2 separate regions of the Homo sapiens genome follow, and region 2 is linked to region 1. The links are chromatin contacts, found by Hi-C or POLR2A ChIA-PET in ENCODE. All regions are on one chromosome and are shown on one strand. Each heading gives the region's core, a stretch centred on a gene start or an enhancer-like site at or near the end of the contact. The rest is flanking DNA. Distances are from core to core; before and after follow the strand shown.

Evidence for each region. A loop is a pair of places that touch in the nucleus more often than their neighbours do. ChIA-PET counts read pairs that join two places held with the same protein, here RNA polymerase II (POLR2A). Pooled maps may share reads with other maps.
Region 2: a map of cardiac septum shows a loop between it and region 1 (2.2-fold over the local background). The contact joins two enhancer-like sites. A Hi-C loop is called at or near these places in 2 of 168 maps with a recorded cell type or tissue (cardiac septum and heart left ventricle), 1 of 37 single-sample maps with no recorded cell type and 13 of 50 pooled maps. POLR2A ChIA-PET finds 5 or more read pairs at or near these places in 1 of 52 experiments (activated CD4-positive, alpha-beta T cell).

Annotation. Positions count from the first base shown.
Region 1 is chr3:188,347,259-188,350,779 of GRCh38, reverse strand. All of the region lies in intron 3 of LPP (LIM domain containing preferred translocation partner in lipoma), which reads right to left. Among named protein-coding and RNA genes, the nearest start is that of FLJ42393, 170 kb to the right of the region's middle. Within about 2 kb of position 1,964, at least 22 of the 41 ENCODE cell types and tissues checked have a DNase peak (open chromatin) inside an H3K27ac peak, as active enhancers do.
Region 2 is chr3:188,576,835-188,580,260 of GRCh38, reverse strand. All of the region lies in intron 6 of LPP (LIM domain containing preferred translocation partner in lipoma), which reads right to left. Among named protein-coding and RNA genes, the nearest start is that of LPP-AS1, 9.9 kb to the right of the region's middle. Within about 2 kb of position 1,505, at least 14 of the 41 ENCODE cell types and tissues checked have a DNase peak (open chromatin) inside an H3K27ac peak, as active enhancers do.

The DNA.
Region 1 (3,521 bases), core at 715-3,214:
TAGAATAATAATGTCCACCCCACCTATCTTCATCATAATGCTCTGTGGACAGTAAGAAGAATATAAAATAGAGGCAGGACACCTGGGTCCCAGGCCTTGCTCCATTGCTGCTATTCTAGTGCCAGGATTTTGCTAAGTGGATAACCTGGCTGTGTGATAAGAGACTTTGTAGAATTTCAGCTAGAGTTCTTGAGGCTTCCTGAGAACTATCTTGTTCAAAGCTCATATTTTGCAGATAGAGTCTAGGGTTCACCAAAAGGAAGTGATTTCTCTCAGCTACACATGTCTGTGATTGATGCCCAGTTCTTCAGCCATGCCTGATATTTGCCTGCTTCCGAGTCCCACTGCAAGCTGGTTTTTGCCTGACAGAGACTTACTCTTCAAATCCTTGTAATATCTTATCAAAGTCCAATTAATAATCTTTCAAAGCCAGCTCTTGTCCCTAGTTCTATAAGAAACCTCCAATAGGAAAGAGTTCTCCAAATTCTGTCTCTCTCAAAGTATAATTACTGAGCTCACACATCACACCAAGTCTTGACTGGCCCTGAATCAAACTCACCTCCACAGACCCGCCAGCTCCCTCCTTCAATTTCTTAGCAAGCTACCTTGCTTGTAGGTGTTGAGTAAATGATTACTAAGTCACGTTGGTCTGAGAGCCACAGTTCGTGGACACTCAGCCAAGTATCTTCTAAAACATGCCATGTTGCCTGCCTCTGACAAGCTCAGAAGTGTGCAATCCCCAGAGCAAGCAAAATGGTTTCAGCCACCTCCAAATCCATCAAGCTTTTTACTAGACCAGCTGAACGTGCAGCAAAGGAGAAGAGGCATGAAGGAAAGGAGAGGAAGAGCAAAGGGCATGGACTGCAAATTGGATGAACAGCATGCTTGTGAGCTCAGGAGCACTGGTATTATCATTCCAGTTTTACAAGTAAGAAATTTGCAGTGCAGCAATTCAACAGCTGGCCGAGGGCCTCAGACAGAGTCCCTGATGGAGCAAACAGGTCTCAGTGCTGCCACCTTTTCGGCTACTGCTTTTACCACTGTGGTAAAATGTTGTATAGACAAAGTCTCCATACGTGCCATCCATGGGGCAGGCCCACTGAACCTATTGCAGAGGATAGGAGGCATCTGGAAAGAAAGAGCCACAGAAGCTACTTACAGCAAAGGTTTATACCGAGTTTATACTCAGCCAGTAATGTCTGAGTGAAAGCATGGCAGAAAGATTGATGAGACAGCGCTGTGTAACTCCAGAGGCAACCCCAGGCACTTATCAAATGGGAATTTTAAAAAATCCCTTTAAACACACGAGGACTCAGATGCCAGCACACGTTTTGATGGCCCCAGCCAGACAGCAAAGGCATATTGGCACCACTGTAATTTGTCCATTCACCAATATGCTTCCCAGAAAGCACCCATATGCTTTCTTTTAGCATCCATATGCTTTTTGAGCAAGGAAACTAAAATATTTCATTAGTTTTGAGTAATTAATAATTACTTATTTCACAATAGTCACCCTCATTAAAAAGCAAAAATAACTGATTAAGCTGCAGGATCCTGGCTTTCAACTCAGGCTTTTTAAATTTTTTTAAAAAAATTCTTCCCCTCTAGGAATTGAGTAATAGGGTAAAGCAGCCAGTGTGGAAATATTCACACTACAGGGAATGAACAGTTATCACCCACAACCCAGCATTCCTCTTGACTGAGACATCGTGGTTTAATGAAAAGAACATGGACTTTGGATCAGAAAGACTTAGAATCCAATCCCAGTTTGACCCCTTCTGAATAGTAACTTCTAAGGAAATGAAGGGTGTTAAAAAGATAAAGCCTGCTGGATCCCTTCAACCCAGTCTTCCATTATTCCCAAGGAGTGACTTCACAGCATCCCCGCCCCCCGGACCCCGCTATCTCAAGGCATGGTACAGCATGCCCCAAGAATGCTGGCAGCATGCCAGGCATTGTCAGCACACCACAGCAATAGCCTTGAAATAGGGCGAGGGCCGAAGTGAATGTTTCTCAAACACTAATGAGCATATGAACTACCTGGGGCTCTTGTTAAAGTAGAGATTCTCATTCAGAAGTTCTAGAGTATGATCTGAGATTTGCATTTCTAACAAGCTCCCATGTAATGCTGATGCTTCCGGTCCTCAGACCAAACTTTGAGAAGCAAGAGACTTACAACTGTCAAGATGAAGTTAGGAAATAGAATCTTGAAAAGCAGAACATCTGTGCCTGTCTCATTGGGCTGTGATAAGGATTATTAATCAGATGGGTGATAGTATTTCTGTATATTGAACAGTACACTGGTATAGTCCTGTTAAAAGGGTATGGTTTCAGCCACGCACGGTGGCTCATGCCTGTAATCCCAGCAATTTGGGAGGCTGAGGCAGGTGGATCACCTGAGGTCAGGAGTTTGAGACCAGCCTGGCCAACATGGTGAAACCTTGTCTCTACTAAAAATACAAAAAATTAGCTGGGCGTGGTGGCTCATGCCTGTAATCCCAGCTACTACAGAGGCTGAAGCAGGAGAATCGCTTGAACCCAGGAGGCAGAGGTTGCAGTGAGCCAAGGTCATGCCGGTGCACTCCAGCCTGAGCAATAAGAGCAAAACTCCATCTCAAAAAAAAAAGAAAGAAAGAAAAGAAAAAGGGTATGGTTTCTATTACAGACAACAAACCTGAGACCCAAGTAAATCAAGTAACTTATCCAAGGCCACACAACTAATCCTGCTGACCTTCAAATACAGGTTTATCTGCCTGTCAAGCCTATCAGTGTGAGTATATGCCAACGGAAAGGTAGGAAATAAAAGTAGATACTACTGTAGATTGCTGGTATAAAGCCTTGTTCTTGTTTTGCCATTATTCTCAGAGAGCCATTAACCTGCTGTGTGAATTTTAGTAAGTCTTACCCCTTCTAACCACCTCCATTTCTGCATCTGCAAGGTGAAGGTACTGCCATTGAGAAACTCCGAGGCGTCTTCCATCTCTGACCTGCCTTTCACTCTTCTGGCCCCCCCACACACTCACAGTGGGTCATCAGGTGCTAAGCTTTAGCTTCACACATGTGGCAGTCATCACAATTTGGCAGCATCCAAATTCTAGCTGCTCACATCTGCATTTGTGCTGATCTGTGCGTGGTCAGAAGTTATCTCTGTTAAAAGTCTCAAGCTCAATATAATGGGGGGGTAGGCCGGGAGGAGGGGAACAAAATAGATGACCCAAAGCACTGAAATTCCTATTTAGGTGAAAACTCAGTATGATCAGGGCACTATGACCCTAACTACTCTTCATCTCCTCATCTCACTTACCAAATGAAGATATTGAGAGCACTAACCTGACAGAAGTTTGAAGAACAAGAAAAAAACTGAGTTATGCATAATGTGTTTCATATGATTATCTAGCTTTTTTTATTCTTTCTTAAGGAGCCAGATAAACACGTAGTTAACGAATTATGATATGAAGTAATTCATAATGTATGATCTTGTCCCTTCCTAAAATCCCATAGTACACATTCTCTGTATTCCT
Region 2 (3,426 bases), core at 256-2,755, 230 kb before region 1:
GAGTAAGTTTTTTTTTTTAATTGAGAAACAATTCTATTGAGAAAATACTTAATTTCAAGAGTATGACTCTCATGGAAAATATAACACAATTATGTTATTTTTCTGGTTAAAATAGGTGTTGGTACCTTGTCAATTCAGTTATTGCACGGTAGTACTATGGTTTGTATAAGCCGAGGTTTAAACCTGAGATCTTAACACATTGGGGTTTTTATTTTATTTTATATATGTGTGTTGTGTGTGTGTATTTGCTTATTTAATTAGAGGCAGGGTCTTGCTCTGTCGCTCAGGCTGGAGTGCAGTGATACAGTCATGGCTCACTGTAGCCTTGACCTCCTACCTCCTGGGCTCAAGCAAGCCTCCTACCTCAGCCCACCCCCAACCCCCCCAACCCCCAATGAGAGTGGCTGACACAACAAGTGCATGCCATCATGCCTGGCTAATCCTGGCTATTTAAAAAACTTTTTGTAGAGACAGGATCTGACTATGTTGCCCAGGCTGGTCTCAAACTCCTGTGCTCATGGGATCATACCGCCTCAGCATCCCAAAGAGCTCAGATTACAGGTGTGAGCCACGGTGCCCAGCCTCACTGGGGTTTAAAAAAAAAAAAAAGCGAGATTTAGAATTGTTAATAAAGTTAGATATTCAGTTACTAGAAGTACTATATTTAAAAATAAAATTTTAACACGATTGCTTTTATTGCTCTTTAATTTTAGTGTAGTTTTGTCCAGTTAACACAGAAACATGATGAACATGTATGATCTTTCTGTTTTGAAATAATTTAAGTAATTACAGAATGTTTTTAACATTTCAACATGTTAAGACCTTAATATGACACCCTTATTGTTCACATGATACCTGAAGTTCCAAAGAGGACACATTACTTTTCCAGTGTCATAGAGATTGGGTGGAACCCAGTCTAGAATGTCACTTTCCGACCTTTTTTCCCAGTGTTCTTCCCACTGCTCAGTGTTGAGTAAGAGAGTTTTAAAACAAATTCACACACACACCTCCATGTTCCCTGCTCTCCCCACCCTTAGTAAAATCCCCTGGGATGCTTTTGGCAGGATTCAGCGATGGCTTTGGCAGCTCTAGCCACGTTCCTGGAATCCATCTGCAAGTGCTGGTCAGCAGAGCCTGCTTCATTCCCTTTTTGGTATTAGTCAGTAAAGGTTAAGTGTATGTGAATTATCATAAGTTTATTTTTAGTCTCCCACTACCCCCTTTTTTTTTGGTAAGTGATCAATGACTACCAGGCACAGGAAATACATTTCACTGAATGATTTTCTAAAATCAAAACTCCATCTGGGCTGGAACTGAGACAGGATTAGGAATGACCATTTATAACATTAATATCAGCTACACTAAACTACTGAAAGATGCTTAGAGTGGGGAAAGGGTCTTCACCTTTGCCTGAAAGTACTTCCAAGGCTGAATCCTGGCTCCTCTGCTAGCCAATGTGTTGTGTGTAATAGCAGCACATGCAGCTGGTGATCACATTGTGACTCAGTGCACCACGGGGAGAGAGGGTCGGACGGATGAGGAACTAACTCAGAATTGTAGAACAGAAGTCTCAGCTAGCAAGTACTAAATGTGGTCTCCTTAGTTGAACAAATCAAGTTGAAAGAAAAAAAAAAGTGAGGGAATGAGTTGCTAAAGTTAGTTTCCTTAAAGTGAGAGATAATATTTCCCCTTTAAAAAGTAAGACACACAAAAAAACCTGTCGCCTTCATTGTGGATTAAGTTAATATTATAATAACTAAAACTAGTAGCATAGCATGGACTGATGAAGACAGTATTATAAAATGAAAATTAGTGTCAGTATAGCAGGGGTAGTCCTGGGATGGGGAGTAAAATTCATAGCCACAGCCATCTGGAGAAAGAAGAAAATAAAGTATATAAGCTTTAGCTATTAGGGACCCAAACTCCTGGCTGCTAGGAAGGAGGCCAATCAAGATTTTATGAACCTTAAAAGAAAAAAGGAAAGGAAGAGAAGGAAAGTGGGGAAAGGGCAAGGGAATGAAAGGAAGGAAGGGAAGAGGAAGGACCATAGTGGCCACTCCACTTGAAAGGGGTTTACTGCAACCACCAGTCTTATGTGTAAATGCTCTCTCTCTTCAGGGTAGTAGGCAAGGATGGTCACTCTATATTGAAATTATTATTAAAAACAATAGTTATATCTTTGTTTTGAGATAGATTCAAGTACAGAGACAAGGACAAGCCATCATCTTTCAAAAATCTCATCTCTTTTTCTACTGTAGTACATTTAAGATCTAGGTTTCACAGTTTATTCTGTGAAAGATTCTGGTTAGTGACTTTCTGGAAAGAAGGAAGGCGGCAGGGAGGGAGGAGAGAGAGAGGGAGATGGAGGTGGGGAGAGGAAGACAGAAGGGGGAGAGGAAAAGAGAGAGAGAGAAAGGGCAAGAAAGAAGAAGGAAGGGGAGGGGAGGGGAGGAAGGAGGGAGGGAGGGAAGGGAAGGACAGAAGGAAGGAAGGAAGGAACGAAGGAACGAAGGAACAAAGGAAGGAAGGAAACCAAAGAGAGGAGAGGAGGGAAACAGTAGAAAGGAAGGGAGGGAGAAAAAATGTAATAGTTTTTAATTTGCCTTTGTAGATATTTATTACTAAAGTTTTTTTACTTGCAAAACATATGTATATACATACATATACTTATATAAATTTATTAAAATATATAGTATACATACATTTATAAATATATTAATTACTGTATGTAAAACAAAAGCAAAGTAGGCTCATTAGAGAAAATTTAAAGATAAGTAGAGAAGTATAGAAAGAAGCCTGTTCCCAAAATCCCAGAAATAACTGGTTAGTGTATATTGACCATTAGATTTCAAGAAATACACACATGTACTTCTATATGTATGAAAATATATTCACAATTCAGATAACATATAGATTTGTCAATCATATTAGGCATGGAAGTAACTAGGGTGTATGTCTTATTTCACATAAGAGAAAATTAGATGAGAATAATTTGTTATTGTCAGGGAAATAACAGAATTAGGATTTTTTAAATCCAAAGCCCTACAATTATACATAATGAATAGCAAAGATATTTTCAGATTAAGTCTTACAAATCTAGAAAGTGTGAGGCAGAAAAAGCCAGTGTTTGAGAGCTCAGTGATCTTAAAAACAGCTACTGTCTTACAGGGGATTATTGCCACTTTGCCACTTCCAAAATGCTTCTTACTCCTTTCTACACAACACGTCTGTATGATTGCCAATGTTATCCTTCCATTTTACCCAAGGGGAAATGAGGCTCCAAGATAACCACGCTGATTAATGTCACCAACGCAGTAAATCATGGAGAAAGGACCTGGATGTCTGAAAACAAATTATTTTACAAGTGGAAAAGTTAACAAAGAATGTACAATGTTTTCTGAAAATGTGTAATTCTCTTCATCGTTT